2 separate regions of the Homo sapiens genome follow, and region 2 is linked to region 1. A link is an interaction called in ENCODE POLR2A ChIA-PET data of the cell type or tissue named here. Cell type or tissue: PC-3. All regions are shown on one strand. Links, peaks and the distances in the headings refer to the core of each region. The heading gives the core; the rest is flanking DNA.

Evidence for each region. Peaks named below come from ENCODE experiments on the same cell type or tissue, not always from the same donor. Only the 100,000 strongest peaks of a DNase experiment are listed, where the experiment ranks them.
Region 2: POLR2A ChIA-PET joins it to region 1 with 9 read pairs; 2 of 35 experiments call an interaction of 5 or more read pairs at or near these places.

Annotation. Positions count from the first base shown.
Region 1 is chr20:9,388,895-9,397,159 of GRCh38, reverse strand. PLCB4 (phospholipase C beta 4) reads right to left here. Exons shown (of 40, transcript NM_001377142.1): 16 at 7,202-7,281; 17 at 6,545-6,629; 18 at 3,482-3,572; 19 at 1,542-1,637. Among named protein-coding and RNA genes, the nearest start is that of LAMP5, 120 kb to the left of the region's middle. In PC-3, for the core only: a CTCF peak has its summit at 3,687 (motif pointing right); a DNase peak (open chromatin) is centred at 3,689.
Region 2 is chr20:9,069,166-9,077,430 of GRCh38, reverse strand. PLCB4 (phospholipase C beta 4) reads right to left here. Exons shown (of 40, transcript NM_001377142.1): 1 at 8,225-8,265. Among named protein-coding and RNA genes, the nearest start is that of PLCB4, 4.2 kb to the right of the region's middle. RefSeq lists an enhancer at 1,742-2,242. In PC-3, for the core only: no CTCF peak of the experiment used is centred there; a DNase peak (open chromatin) is centred at 4,910; H3K4me3 peaks cover 1,631 bases; H3K27ac peaks cover 2,036 bases.

The DNA.
Region 1 (8,265 bases), core at 2,667-5,166:
AACACAGGATTTAAAATATTACATAAACCTAGTTGAGAAGGCATCACAGCAGGGTTTGAGAGGATTGGCTTCAATTTTGAAAGAAGCTCTGCTCTGGGTAAAGTGTCATCAAATGGCACTGCATGCTACAGAGAAATCTTTTGTGAAAAGAAGGGTCAATTGATGCAGCAAACTTCATTGTTGTCTTATTTTAAAAAATTACCACAGCCAACCCAATCTTTGGCAACTGCCTCCCTGATCACTCAAGGCAAGACCCTCCACAAAAAGATTTCAATATGATGCAGGTTTAGATAATTGTCAGCATTTTTAAGCAATAGGTATTTTTTAATTAAGTTACATTTTTGGACATAATGCTGTTATTGAACACTTACTAGCCTACAGTACAGTGTAAATAATTTCTGTATGCATTGGGAAACAAAAATTCTTGTGAATAATTTTTTTGCAATATTTACTTCATTGTAGTGGTCTAGAACTGAATCTGCAATATTTCCAAGGTATGCCTGTATATAAATCCAAGGCATTGTATAACCAACACAAGTCCTTGTCATTTCGTTCATCAATTCTCATGAAACATAACAAACAAATAATTCTCTAAAATCATCCCCAAACTCTCAAATGACCCATTTACAACTGAACATTATGATTGTTGCTATGTGATCAAAGTAAAAGAGAAGGTAATAGCACATACTCAAATATTTTAAGCAAGACTGCCTTCTTAAAATTATCTAGCTACACAGAGATAATTCTGGTGAGCTGGTTATTTGAAGGAATTTGAACTTGAAATTTTAATACTGGCTTTTAGTTTCTAGTTCACTTTGTGGAGACAAACCAATCATTTGCCTGAGGGTCTCTTAAATTATTTGCCTCTCTACTCTCATCATTAACAGACTCAAGTTCATGTTTTTGTCTATACAAAGGGATTACAAAATGTGCCTTATATTGCTTCCTCTGCCTACTACAGCAAGTGCTTCAGGGATTCTCTGGCTAAGAATTTCTGCTGAATAGCTGAATGGCCAATAGGAAGGGAGATGACAAGGCCATTAAAATTTAGTAGCCAGAAAAAATGGGAAGTGTTTGGCAAAATACCAAGAATACCAAAATATTACTATGAGGAATTAAAACGGCATTATTATATAAAAGGGTCTTCTGAAAGAAATTCCTGGTTTTCTTACTCATTTATTTTTGAAACAAGGCCTCAGTCTGTTGTCCAGCCTGGAGTGCAGTGGTAGGATTACATATAGCTCACTGCAGCCTTGAACCTCTGGGCTCAAGGGATCCTACTGCCTCAGCCTCCCCAGTAGCTGGGACTACAGACACAGGCCACCACGTCTGGCTAATATTTTATTTTTTGTAGACATGGGGTCTCATCTCTACGAAAATGTTGCCCAGGCTGGTCTTGAACTCCTGGGCTCAAGCAATCCTCCCACCTTGGCCTCCCCAAGTGCTGGGATTATGGGCTTGAGCCACTGTGCCCAGCCTGGTTTTCTTATTTAAAAAGTATTTTCAAAGCATGTAACTTAAAATAAAAGCAAACAGCTCACCACTTTCGATCTCCTCTTCATTATCGTCCTCTAAGATGTTTGCTGGGGAGGCAGATTCTCCAGCTTCCATCATGCTTCTCAAAGCTTCCAGCTGTTCTGTTAGCAAAAACACGCAAAGAGATGGTGACAGATGCTAGGTAACATACAAACCCTAGGCCTTGAGATCGACACTGAGGAGGACGTGAAAAGAGAGAAGAAATAGAATGTTCAGGCACCAAGGCACCATGTTTCTAAGGTTCAGCAGTGATCTCTCTCTCGCCATTTCCTGGTGGTCTCGACCTTGTAAGAAACCTGCAACAACCACCTTATATACACATGATGAAGAATTGCGGGGACATGGGTGAAATGCCCAAAATTCTGGTCACCAAGTTTGAGAGGAGGTTCAGTCCTCGTGAAGGATTTAAGGCTAGATAACAAAAGCCCATAATTTGGAGAATCTGGCACAGACCAAGGTTTACGAACAGTTATGGGGAACTGATAGAAAATAGGCAGGTTGGCAACAAAACTTCAGGAAAAAATATTTGCAACTGATTTAATGGGGATTATATCCTACTATACAAAATAAGACTAAATAATTTTTCTATAAGTCAGAAAGATAAAGGTAAACAAAATAATAAAAATGGGAAAACACATAGGGACAAACCACAAATAGTAATATGCAAAAAAGGAGTTATTGAAGACACACAAATAAAAAAACCCCTAAGGTACCAATTTTTTTCTATGAGTTGGACACACATTTAAAAATGGCCAACAGCCAGCATTAAGGATATTGGTGGGAAACAGGCACTCTCATATATGACTGGTGAAGAGTCTAAGGTGGTAGAACTTTCCTAAAAGAAAGCATAACAAACTATATCACAATATAAAATATATATACGTTTTGGCTGAATAACTCTAATTGCACCAATTGATTTCAAGGAGAGGGTTGCACAAACATACAAAATAACATTCAAGCATGTTTATAGTAGTGAAAATCCATCAACTTGGGACTCGTTACATCATGCTATAATAAATGCATACAATTCTATGTCATATATATTAAATTCTATATAGTGTTTCATACATTAGGATTAAAGTTAGTATGTAGATGTATATCCTGCTGATGTAAGTATACTTACTTGGTTAAATTTTAAAAATTTAAACTCAGTATCATTAATATGATCTCAGTCATGTTAAAAATGTGGGTATATATCTACACATGTACATTACGTACATGTGTCTATAGTATATGAATACGTGTATAATATATGTTAGTGCTGTTACTTTCTTACACTTTTCATTGTCTTGATTTTTCTATGGCATTATTGCTTTTGTAATAAAATAAACTGTCATTAACATAATTTAAAATTTTTCATTTAGAATACTTGGGGGGAAAATGAAGTGTAATCATGCCAATATTTGATACCATTAATTCACTGAACTAGGATATACTCTGAAAGAAAATATTTTCAAGGAAATCATCCTGGGAGAATAAAAGGAAACATGTTTATATAAAATCATTTGTCTCTAGATCTCTCTATTCACATATACACAGTCACACACTCATATGTACCTAGTATCCCTAGATAGGTATAGAGCACGGGGCAAACTGAAAAGGGAAACTTATGAGGACTTTAGAGTGTATAAAATTATAAAATGCTGGTTCCTTATATCTTGAGAAATTCTAAAATGCTTCTACTTTCCTCTCAATTTTCCTTGGGCCCTCTCCAAATTCTGGCATTTGAATATATAGATATGCTTTTCCTACTGCATGAATTAATTGATATGGAAATTAAATTTAAATGGAAATGTGGCAATCTTGCTCTGAAAAGTACCTGTAACATCACCCCTACACCCTTCCCCCAAAAATCAGTGGTTTTAAAATAAATTGAATTCTCAACAGCTGAAATGTCCACACATGTTATGTATGCTTCCATTATAAATGTGTGTGTTTCACTTACTTTTTTCAACTTCAGGTTTCAGCCGCTTGTTTTTTATGAGTATTTTTCTTTTGAGGTCATTGGGGGATGGCAAAGCCCTGCCTGGTTCAAGCTAGAGAGAAACAGAAAGAGCTGAATTAAGGAAGGGCTGTGCTTCTCCATTCTCCTTCCCAGTCCAGGAGGAGCCTGGGAGGCCTGGGAGTGATGCAACCCAACACCCACTAGATGGCAGGCGGCACAGCCTTCTGTTTTCACTCCCCAACCCAAATTAGCACACCCATTGAGCTTTTCCTTAGACTAGTGCTGCAAACTTGAAATCCACATAGTTTCCAGAGGTGTGCAGAGCTGCTCCAACCTCCCCAGTGGAGCAGGGGTCTGGCCTGGGATGTGCCGGGGAGGGGTTCCTGCTCCCCAGAGGGCCTTGCACCTTTTAAGTATCTGGTAAAGTGCAAGGGACAATTGTGATGGCTGGGTTCAGAATTAGCTTTCCCAAGTGAGAGGCCCCCCAGATCCCCCCAAGTGTCAGGCTGTATAGTAAGCCTGTCTGCTGAGTAGGCTGACCCAACCCTCAACACTTGAGATTGTGGTTTTGTGGTTTTGTAGGTTTGATAAGGGAATCAAGAAGGGAGTTGTTCCAATTCCTGGAATCTGAACTTGACTACAGCATCATTTGCTTAGATTTATATCTGCAAAGGAGGTGCCCCTGTATGCTATCACCTCTGGTCTACAGAACCGTCCTGTATCTAGTCTTCCATTCCCCATTCCTCCACCCATCTCTCTATATGCCCACCCACCCACCCCTCCACCCATCCATTCATTTTCAAAACTTGCTTTTATACTACTTATTATATGTAAGGCACTGTGCACTCATATGTCTGTCTTGCCTCAAATAAAACCCTTTGTTGAAATGCTGTTTCCTTCCAGCAGCGTGGTATAACTGGCCCATTCCCCAGTGATCTCTCTTGTACCAGGACACCTCCAACAAATAAAGCACCATACGCCATCTTCTTTTCTAGTTATGTGTTCACATTTGTGTCCTGCTCCCACTCCCAAGGTTGAAAGCTCTTTAGCTTTTGGAGCAGGTCTTATTCCCATTTATATTACCCATGCTTCCCCAGACACCTGTCCTGTATTCAAAGGAGAATAGGGTCTTGAGGCAGGGAATATAAGGCCTATTCATGCTGACTTCCTAGAACTAAATCAAATGGAAACACTTCAGCTATGACAGGAAATATCCTCTCCATTTACAAAGGATGTACACCAAGTAAATGACTTTATAACTTTACTTCATCCTATTCATTTACATAGACCGGACACCAAGTAACCAATGGAAACCTCTAGAGGGTATTTAAACCCCAGAAAATTCTGTAACAGGGCTCTTGAGCCCCTCTGCTCAGGCTGCTCCCACCCTGTGGAGTGTACTTTCATTTTCAATAAATCTCTGCTTTTGTTGCTTCATTCTTCCCTTGCTTTGTTTGTGCATTTTGTCCGATTCTTTGTTCAAGATGCCAAGAACCTGGACACCCTTCAGCTGGTAAAAGTATGTGCACATCACTTCACTAAGAATACAGTGAACTTTCCACAAAAGCAATCACCTTAACCTAATCAGAAAGATAAATGGAGGGCCTAGGTAAAAACAAATAAAATAAATCAGAGCTGTTTCTTAGTTTGGGTTCCCTTAAAATCAGCCTCAGAGAAAAGTAGTATTGCACCAGGTCGTCTACTTGGAAGGAAACTCCAACAGAGGTGTGGGAAAGTGAGAAAAAGAAGACAGGCAGCTCATCAAGGGTGTGTTATCACTGCAGCCAGCTGGAGCACGATCCTGCTGGGAAACCCTGGAAGGCAGAGAAGAGCAGGTGCTCAGGGTTATCCCACCTCGGGAGGGATGAAGCATGGGATAGGGGTGATAATTCCCTGGCACTGCTGGTCTTTCATGTGTGGCAGAGCAGGCTCCAGTGACCAGAGCTCACTCTCAGGCAAAAAGCTGTGGATGTTGGCAGTGGAAAGTCAGGCCAGTGTTCAGGGAAACAGGAGGCACTGCAAGGATATGGGCAGGTCACCTGCAGCAACTGCTTCTGCAAGTTCGAGGGAAGAAGGAAGGGGGACAAAGGATACAGATATCCTTGTCTCTCATATTTTTTTTCAGTTCCCATAGACACACTTCTGAAAAGAACCTCATAAAGTGTTTACATGTAGCACAAAGCACCTTCCTGCTGTCATTTGCTGTGATGTTCTTCTGCCACTACCTCATGCTACCAGGTTTGAGCCCATCAGGTGCTGCTGTCAATAGCAGGTCTTTCCACTTTGATTTCATTAGCTGCCTTGGAGCTCATAACATCTTGTGATTGTGGATCTTAATCTCTTGGAGGTCATGGATCCTTATAAAAATGTGATTAACTCTCTAGAATGAGTATATACAAAAAAATTGCATGCAATTAGAATGAATTCACAGATCTCATAAAGCCTATCTATGGAGCACAGGTTAATGTTCTTTGCTTTATGAAGAAATTAGCAGGTTTAACATGAAGTTCAAAAATGTATGTGCAACATTACTCAGTGATTTATTTTGGAGTTAGGAACATGAACTTCAGGATGTCGTGACATCAATCCAGGGCACTTTCCACAGCATGAGCCTCCCATGGGTTCTGAATACCGGGTGCATATACAGTTCACCTGGAGGGCTTTTAAAACACCATGCTCAGGGCTGACCCTGCATCAATTAAATCAGTCTCCAAGTGGGGCCCTGGCACAGGTGTTTTTAACAGTTTTGTAGGTGATTCTAACATGTAACTGAATTTGAGAACAACTGACCTGAATCTGGACTCTTGGCCTGGGTGCTTTATGAAACTTTAAGACTGAGATCTGAAAACCATAAGACCCAAAGATCCTCCAAATGAAATTGAACCAGATGTTTATTTTGTGTCTCTTTACATCCCTCTGAAGCATGATGTAAGCTTTCCGTACCAAAGAATTTAAATAAATATGAAGATCTTTAGCATTAGTCCTCTAGTACTACTTGACCCTTCAGAAATTTTCAAAACAAATCCATTCATGCTAGAAATATGGTTTGTTAAAAATACATACTGGATGTGATTCAAGTGCTTGTTTCAACAGGAGATCCCCAAATAGATCTTCGCAATATTTGGACATCTTGTACTGTTGATATTTGCTGGAGAGAAAAAAGTGGCATTTGTAAATTCAAACACCCATTAACCGTCCAAGAATAAGAAACACCCATTACTAGGCAATTAAAGATTCTCACTTGGCAAAATGCATTATTGTCCTCTTAATGCTAATGTGAGATGTATCAAAAACTTTAACTGGTATAATTTTAAAAGAAGGAGAAGGAGATTCTGTTCCAAAACTAAGAGCTGGAAAGAAGAATAAAAAATGTCTTTCAAGTTCATCAAATCTGATTTCAAATATACTGTCAAATCTTCCAGCTCAATGGAACTTTAAGTAAGGTGTCCCAATCTCTGAACTTTTATTTGGAACAAGTATTTCTGAAACACATTAAAATGATTTGGTTTGGGGGGACAAGGGTGGTTTTTTGTCGTTTTTTCCTTTTTTTGTTGTTTTTTGCTTTGCATAAGAGTAGGTGCCCTTGCTGGAGAATTATTTGAACTTAGTACTTCACAAAACAAACTATTCAGCTATTTAAAAAGTTGTAGAGCAGGAGTGGGCATTAGGGGTTAGGAAACAATACCACATAGAGACTTGTGGCAGAATGGATCATTATACCTGCAGTGATTTTCAAAGGAGAGAATTACAGGATATTCTGATGTGACAAATGCAGTTTCCTTGATGGCTTGAATTACATCCTTTAAAAACAAAAAAAAACGTTAATGAGAGAAAAGAGCAAAAAAATTAAGGCACCCAAAACTATTCAGAGACTATTAATTGAGTCTTTCAGAAAGTCAATTCCAGCAATTCAGACCTGGAGCCCCCATCTACCTTGACACCTCTAAAGGTTGAGTTCCCTGTGGTTATAGCCAGGGTGCAGTTAATGGTTAATGACAATTTTTTAAGCTATCTTTTACTTCTCCAGAATTATGGTGCTATTAACTTACAAGAGATTTCACCTAAATGGCATGCCAGTCTGTGGCTTGTTAATCTGCCAGGCCAGGAGTTCAGAGTCCACCTTTCTTCTTGAGGAGCAGGTGATCTCTGGCACAGAGGTTTTCACTCCCGACCACTGTATGACTCCTCCCCACCTCATGCAGAAAAGTGTGGGTAGTAACCTCAGGACTGCTGGAGGCTTTCACTGACTTTCCTCTGTGTTTGGAAATCAGTCTTGGGCTATACTTCATTAACTTGATGTAGACCTCTGTGTACTAAAGTGACATTTGCAGTATCCCTTGTTTCCTATTAGCCTGGTTACAAGGCCGGGGGAAGGGGTTCTCGTTGGTCAAGCAACATGTAAGTGAAACATAGAAGTGTTCTTGACCCCCCATCTGTAACACAGAACTTAATTACAGAAAACAACATTTGAAGGAGCTAAACATAATCTTCCCTTTCACTATTCTCCATGAAATAGGAGAGGCTTTAAGAGATGGTTGGCCCCGTCTCTGCTTAGCTTTAGAAAGAAAGGCTTCAAACCAGCACTTCTACAACCGGAGCATCATATTTGGTAAAAATCCCCAAATTCTTACTGGTTTGTAGCTAATCACAGGGCAAATCTCATCATTCAGTTAATCAGAAAAATATTTCACAATAGTTATCTAGGCAAATCCATTTGACATGATAAAGCCCAAGGTTAGATAATCTTGAAATATTTTATTGAGGCATTCCTTGTGGCTGAGGTA
Region 2 (8,265 bases), core at 3,468-5,967, 320 kb after region 1:
TGTTCAGCTGCATAATCAGAGGTTCCACAAATTTCATGGAGACCTTTTTTAAAGGCAATTCATCAGTGCTCTGTCAAAATTTGAAGTGTGCATAGGCTTTTGACCAAATAGTTCCATTTCTAGAAATTTAGCTACAAAAAAAATTCTCACACATGTGCACAAAGACCTACGAACAAAGATCTTGAATCTTTCAGTTTGCAATAGTGTCCACAGAAGAATGGTTAAATAAAGTACAGTACATCCGTACTATCAAATTTTATGCAATGTTAGAAAGAACAAGATAACTAACATATTGACATGGAAAGCTCTCCATGATATACAGTTAAGTGGACAAAAGCAAGTCAGTCACAGACAAAAATGTATACAATATGATCCAGTATATGTAATAAGAAAATGACATGTATATATACTTATACATGTAAATGTACAGAAAAAAGGAGGGAAAGAGGCATTCTAAACTATTGCCAATGACTGTATCTGGGAATGGGTGTAGGTGGAAAAGGGTACTTTGCATTTTGCTTCCATATTTCTGCATTATCACTTCAATTGGAACATATTAATGTATTACTTACATCATTTTAAAAAACCAATGAAAAAAAATTAAAAGAAATCCCAGAGAGGGCTTTGGTGATTTGTCCAATAATAGCATCTTGGCAGATATGAGAGAAACACATCCCGAAGGAACTGCATTTTCATTTGATCCAGTGTGGTCTCTCATTTAAAAGCAACAAGGAAAATGAGGGCTGTTAAGCGGACTGCATCTTGAAACACTGGTCTGCAGGAACAGATCTGTATTCTATATTTCAGGACAAATACAGCTACTACCAAATAGCAGGGGGGACATCTTGTGACTGGTTAGAGTTCAAATCAGTGAGGCAGGCAAGAGAACCTCTGTGTCTCCATAAATGAAGTCACCTATTTCTGTACACTTGGGTGTTATTTTTTATTTATTTATTTATTTTTTGAGACAGAGTCTCACTCTGTCACCCAGGCTGAAGTGCAGTTATGTGATCTCGGCTCACTGCAGCCTCTGCCTCCGAGGTTCGAGCAATTCTCCTGCCTTAGCCTCCCGAGTAGCTGGAATTACAGGCGCCTGCCACCACACCCGGCTAATTTTTGTATTTTTAGTAGAGATGGGGTTTTGCCATGTTGGCCAGGCTAGTCTCAAACTCCTGACTTCAAGTGACCCACCTACCTCGGCCTCCCAAAGTGCTGAAATTACAGGCGTGAGCCATCGCGCCCGGCCAGGTGTTCTTATTTTAAAGGAGCACCATGAAACAGGAGGAAAAAACATGCCCTTCCCCCCTCAACTTTGTGTATTTGCCAACAGCTTGGAAAAATAGGGTATAGGGAGAGAATAAACAAGCAGAAATTCAGAATCTGAAATCTATGTACACTGGAAATAAATGACCATAACAACCTTTATAAGAAATTTTACAGCCAAAAAAATTAAAGGGCAAAACAAAAACTATTGACATGTTCTAGTACACGGTGTTTCCAAGCACTTACAGCTAACAAAAGGCTCAACATGGGAGCTCCTGGGTCAAACCACAAACATGCTTTGTTTGGCCACACCATGGGCTGACAGGTTTGTTTTCCATTTTAATTATTTCCAAACATTTTAAAATGAGAAGACTCCAAATAAATCTGGATTTCATGCTTCTCTTGAAAATGTGGAGGCACTGGTAATCCTGGGCCCTAGGCCCACCTGGCAGAAACCTGTCAGACCCGAGTGGTAGCTGCTCCATGGGAAGGGGCACAATTGGGCCCCTGGATGGGCGCAAGCCTCACCACTCCCTAAGGCCTCTGACACCTGGTCAGCCACACTTGGGCCTTTCACTTACTTGGCCCTTAGAGGAATCAGAGTACACCACACCCTCATTAAAACCATGAGGAACTTCACCAGGTAAAAACCGGCCTTCCAGAAAACTAAAACTATTTGTTTAGGCTACCACGAATTAGCATTTAGTACTCTCCCTATCTCGGATTTCTGGCATGCAACTGCAGAAACAGAAGTACCTAGGATTAGATAAGAATGCATTGTTTTATCCTCAATTTCTTATTCCAATTCCATATTCACAGCAGGATTGCCAGAAGCTTTTGTCATATCTCAGCCTAGTCACTTAAAATAATTATCACAAAACTTGTTATGGTAACAAGTCTTTCTGCAGCATGTACCAGCTTAATGACAGGTAATACACAGTACGGTGGTTAGAAGTTGGAGTTCTGATGTCAGCCTACCTGAGTTTCAGTCTCAATTCTAACTTTAACATCCTGGGATGATTAATTTAACATCTCCTAACCTCAGTTTCCCCAAGTATAAACTGGAGATGCTATTAGGACACACTCAAAAAGGCTGTCAGAAGTATTAAATAAAGTGGCACATTTTAACTGCTCAACAAATGTCTGTTGTTTTATTTTGTTGTTGTTATTATAATACTATGTAAAGCAGAGAAGTTGAGTACTCTCCGAGAAACTCCATGGAAAAACAAGAGCTATGGTGACTGCCCCTGAACACCAGAGACCCCTAATTCTTCTAGTGGAGGCCTTTCTCCCTCCAGGTCTAAATGGCTTAATATGTTTTGTTTTGTTTTGTTTTGTTTTGTTTTGTTTTGTTTTGTTTAAAAAAAAAAAAAAAAGCCTAGCTGGGAGACAGATACCCTGGGGACAGCATCTGGCTCACTGAATTATATTCTGAAACACCAAAGTCACAGAATTTTGAAGCTATTAGGACTGAGTTAATATTAGGTCCCTCTGTCCAAATGCAGTCACTGGGCTTGGCAAGTCCAAAGGAAGATCTGGTACTTCATGGTGGTCCTGTGGGGTGACTGAAACTTTCTGTACTTGCAGAGTGGCAAAGTAAGTGTCCCTTGTAAATTTTATAGGAATTTTCTCAGGCTGCTTTGTATGGATAAGGTCAATGCCATCTACCCCTATGAAAGAGAACAAGATGAGAGCCATAATACTAGTAGTACCATTAGGAGAAGGGGCAGTAGCACTTGTTAAACATGCTTTTAATTGTTCAGGAGCATAAGAAAGGCAATGTATCTTAAAGTAATGATTTTCCTGGCCCAAGGGTGTTTCCGTAGCTACAGGTGGAATTTCCCAAACCTGGGCACACCCAAAGATCCTGGGATCCTTTGAGCACCTGTAGTAGCAGCAGTAACAGTACCCTGTATCATTCACAGTGCAGCACCAAGCACTTTTGCCCCATAGGGTTATTCTCCTCATTTTACAGATAGGGCAACTGAGGCTCAGAGTGAATGCCCAGGGTCACACAGCTAAAAGAGGGCATCTGTCAGCATTCAAGCTAAAACAGGGCATTTGTCAGGAATTCAGTGCCTGATTCCAACGCCTGAAGATCTCAGCAACCACTGCTCAATGCAAACCCACAGTGAAAACACCCACCCAGCCAGCTGCCTCTGGGAGGAAGCATTTCTCGAGCACATGGTCTTCGCCTTGTGTGGGTCATGAATGCCCTTCGCAATATGGTAAATCTTAAAGACCCTTTTCAGCAGGATATTTTCATTTTATTATTATTTTTTAATAGACTGTCACTCTGTCACCCAGGCTAGAGTGCACTGATGCGATCTCAGCTTACTATAACCTTGAACTCTTGGGCTTGAGCGATCCTCCTGCCTCAGCCTTCCAAGTAGCTAGGATTACAGGCATGTGCACCACACTCAGCTAATTTTTTTATTGGTATTTTTTGCATAAATTGATCTTACTGTGTTACCTAGGCTGGTCTCAAACTCCTGGCCTCAAGTAATCCTCCTACCTCAGCCTTCCAAAGTGCTGGCATTAGAGGTGTGAGCCAGCATGCCTGGCCCAGCATAATATGTTTAAATATATAAAATTAAATACCTAAAAGTACAATGGAAATCAATCTCATTGAAATATAATTATCAAAATAACTCTTTAAAGGGATATGTGAAGTAATACATGTGTTTCTCTTCAACCCACTAAATGCCAAGATCTAGTAGTAGCCCTAACACCTGCCCCAATTGTCACTTGGAAGTAAGTGAATATAAAGATGTAATTCATTTGCCAGCCACATTCGTGGACCCACCAAACTGCATCCTTGGCCCTAAAATGAAGAACTCCTGTTCTAGAGAAGAAAGGGAGATGTCAAATGTAAAATCAGGGGTCTGTGGTCTGTGGTCTCTGATCTCTGGATGAGCTGCTTACAATTAATTACTTCAAGTTGCTTTTTTCTTCCTGTTTCTAAGGAAATGGCTACTTCAATTCACTCATGTCTGGGAGCCAAAGACATGCTTTAATTGTTCGGGAGGACAAGAAGGGCAATGTATCTTAAAGCCATGATTTGCCTGGCCCAAGGGTATTTCCGTAGCTAGAGGTGGAATTTCCCAGCCCTAGGCATACCAAAAGATCCTTTGAGCTTTGAAGGAGAATCCCAGGAAAGGGGAGAAGATAACACTATCTTATGGTCACATGGTGTGTGACATTCTCATTGAAGGTTTTATAAGTAGTGAGTAAGAGAGGTGTTCAGAGAAAAACCTTGGATTTATGTCCATTTCAACTATTTTTATTTGATAAAGGAAAGGAAAAGTAGACGAAGTGCATGCAGGGAAAATAAACACTCTGCTGGTCATTCATTCCCTGGAACATAAGGATCTCCTAGCTGAGATTTGAAAGGTACAGCATTATTACTTTCATCTCCTCTAGAAACTTGGGTTACGCCTTCAGCATAAAAAAGCATCCAAAGTCGTGAGCTTCCACCCAGACTCTTTCTACCCTTCCACCCAGAAAATGGGGTTTGGGAGTGGTTGCTGCAAAGGAGTGAAGTGGGCCTTGCAAATAAAAGTTATTCCAGGGTGATATTTTCAAAGCAAGCTTAATTCCAACCAAGACAATGTAAACATCACACTCATCCACTCAGTAATGCATAATCACCCAGGTCTGCCTCCACTGGCAAGGAAGTAAACTCATTTTTATACTTGGTTAGCTAAAGAATCACAGCCTAGGAACATGTAAAACCTTTATATCATTCTAAGGCATAACTAGATAAATAATATTACAATTTGAGAAAGTATTTCTACTTTAAAGGGTGAGGCTTTATCAAAAGCAAAACTATTAAACAAACAAATACTAAGGAATAGAAGAAAGAGCTACACAAGTTTATTCATTTTCCCAATATGAGAGGGAAATAGGAAAATGTGGAATGGACAGCACTGAGAATTAAGCAGTGTCCTTGCAAACACAGTTCACATCTGAAAACCAACAGCAAAACCACAGAAAGTCACTGCTGCCTCCCACCAGCGATGAAAAGCTGTATTTATTTCCCAACAGGCAGATAAGTCTCCTTGACAGACACTAATATGGCCTACACATTCATATATTATGAGGTGAAAAGCAACTATTTTAAAAACTTCAATCTGGACATAAAATACCAACTGTGATCATTAAAGCATCTCCATTAGTCCTTGACCTAATTTTGCATATCAAATACAGAAGTTCTTGGTTTTACAGGGACTCAACTGTGGTAGATAGACAGTTTATTAAAAGACCTGGGTCGGCGGTGCTAATCAACATGCTGTTTCACCCTTACTTTATAAGTGATCACAAACAAAAATTTAGTCACAGCCTGCTAAATAATTTTAAGTTTCAAAGAAAATTTATACTTCCTCAAAAATAGTTTACTATTAAGTGTGGAGAGCATGAGAAATCCAAAATCTTTCTTACATTACCTAAGTGCTCTAATCCGAAAAGATAAAATTTACTCTCAAGATTTCAAAATAAAAAATCAAACTCAGCTAATTACTAATTTTTTTTAATAATCTGCAAAATTTTTTCATTAATTCTGTTATTTGAGTTTTCCAGCTACATCTGAAAAACTGGGGATGAAAATTCAGACACTAAACTCAGAAGCTAATTTCACTTATATTGTTACATCCTTTCACAAATTAGCATGCTAATGTGATCACAAGGAAAACAGCACAGCAGCCCTGAAGCTCACTTTTACCTCAATTTTACTTAGAGGGTGAGGTAAAGATGAATACCAGGCAAACATTTCAATTCTTAATAAATCAAACCCCAAAATGAAGTTAGTGGTATCTTAGGAAAATACCATGTTTACTGAAATTGCCAAATATAACTGTCCCATGTTGCCAAAGTCAGCAGTATACATTAATCTAAAGACAGTTGTGTGTAATCTTGGGAAAGGCAAACTAGCTGTGCTACGGGCACTGAATGGACTCTGCTGTGGTTGAAATATTTCAGAGGTGATACAAATTTTTAAAATCTTTTCCTGCAAAAGGTTTTTGGTAACCTGTAACACTTTTTCAACTACCATATTTCTTTATCTCATAAGGCAAAAACACACCGCCTCACGATTCCAGGACATGTAAGCAGTTTAACATCACTCACATTTTCAGGCATATAAATATAAAACTTCCAATAGAGTATTTTAGAACAAAGCTTTCTGCGTGGGTATGCATTTGCAAAATAAAGGTAGAGTTATTCCGACAGATTTAAATGTGCACCCAGTGATCAAATGGAGTTAGAAATTCTGTTTTGACAGTTACTTGTAGAACAGCATTTTCAACAGCGATTAATTCAGAGCTGGGTAGTAATACCATCAAAACTAAGTTCCAACTGTTGAGTAATAATATAGTTGGAAGGAAGTGTAGTCCATAAGCTAATACATGGTACCTTTAGATATGTTATAATACGTCACATTCAAAAGGTTACTCGTCTGGCAGCAAGTCTTACGTTCATAAAAGTGCCAATAAAAATGTTTTGCCATTTCAAAAAGTGATTTTTTATGAAAACAGGTGCTCTCCAAAGATGGCAATCATTTATTAAACTACTACAGTTCAAAAGGAAGATGATATAATAGATCAATACACCAGCTAAGGATCATGCAAGACTGTCCTATGAAAAACAGCATTCTGGATTACATAACACAGATAGTGAGGGATTACACCACATGCCCCTGCTGAGCTAGACTTTTGATCTTCTGTATGATTCTATAACTGAGGCCACTCAAATTTGAAGAGTATAAAATATGAGGGTCTCAGTTCAACCACACATTTCTGAAAACAGCCGTCTTGAAAACAATAAAAGAATAAAGTTAAAATTTTACCTTCCCCCGCAACACACACACAATTTTTCTATTCTGAAAAACACAGTTGTTCAGATACTTTCTTAACCTCCTTGGAGCCTCCCCAGGTAAAGTCACCAGTTGCTTTTCCTGGTCATGTTTACATTATAAATCTGATTTCTCTTTAAGGGGAAATTCAATATCATTTTAAAATGATACATAGCTGCCTATGTTTGAATAACGTTATTTCCAGACAAAAAGAATTATTAAACAGCTATCTCCACATACCTATAACTTAAATATATAGACCACTAAGTATTACGTATATGGAAAAAAAAACACCTTTCCTGAATATTCTGGCCAAAATTAAATTTCAAATACATGTTTTAGAACAATAGCTAGAATCACTACAGAAGTTAAGAGGAAAAAAAGTTGGAAGAGTAGGGTCATCTTTCAGATATATCCATATTTATGGAAACTATAGTGGGCAGTTGTATTTCTCTCTAGGAAAATGCTAGTTTTATGATTCTAGATAAAGTTGCACTTAAACACACTTGGAAATTAGAGAATTCCATATTTCCATACTTCGATTCAGTACCATATACGAAGTCTACACTCAGAAGTATTGTACTATACAGAGTCTAATTGGTTAAAGCAAAAGCAACTTTAAAATTCTGAAAATAAGGATTTCCTTCACTAACAGGCTTTTAGGAGGCCCGAACCCTGCCCCCAATGAGTGCTAAGCCTGTCAGTGTTGTTTTAAGTGGAAACGGTCAATCATTTCTATGATTTCCCCAGAAGAGGCAAGAAGATCCACACGCATACACATTTACATGCGTTGCACGGTGCCAACTATTTCCAACCAAAATAATCATATACACGTCGAGCCGAGCTATTTCTAGCCCAGAAGAGGGTGAACGTCTGGAGAGAGTCTGAGGAAACCCAGCAGGCGATGACTGCAGGGGAAGGGGGATGGCGTCTGGGTCCCCTGCCTCCCGCGCGCACAGGGCGCCTGGCACCCGGCACCTGCACGGGGTCCCCGCTGGGCATCCGGGTGCGCGCGCGCGCGCGTCCGGGACGCACCCGCGGAAAGCAAACAAGCCCTGAGGGCCAAGGCGGGCGGGAGCATCCTCGGGCGGGACCCGAAATGCCTTTTCCTACCTGTCACTTTGCCTGGAGCTGCTGCCGGGGATGCGGCGACG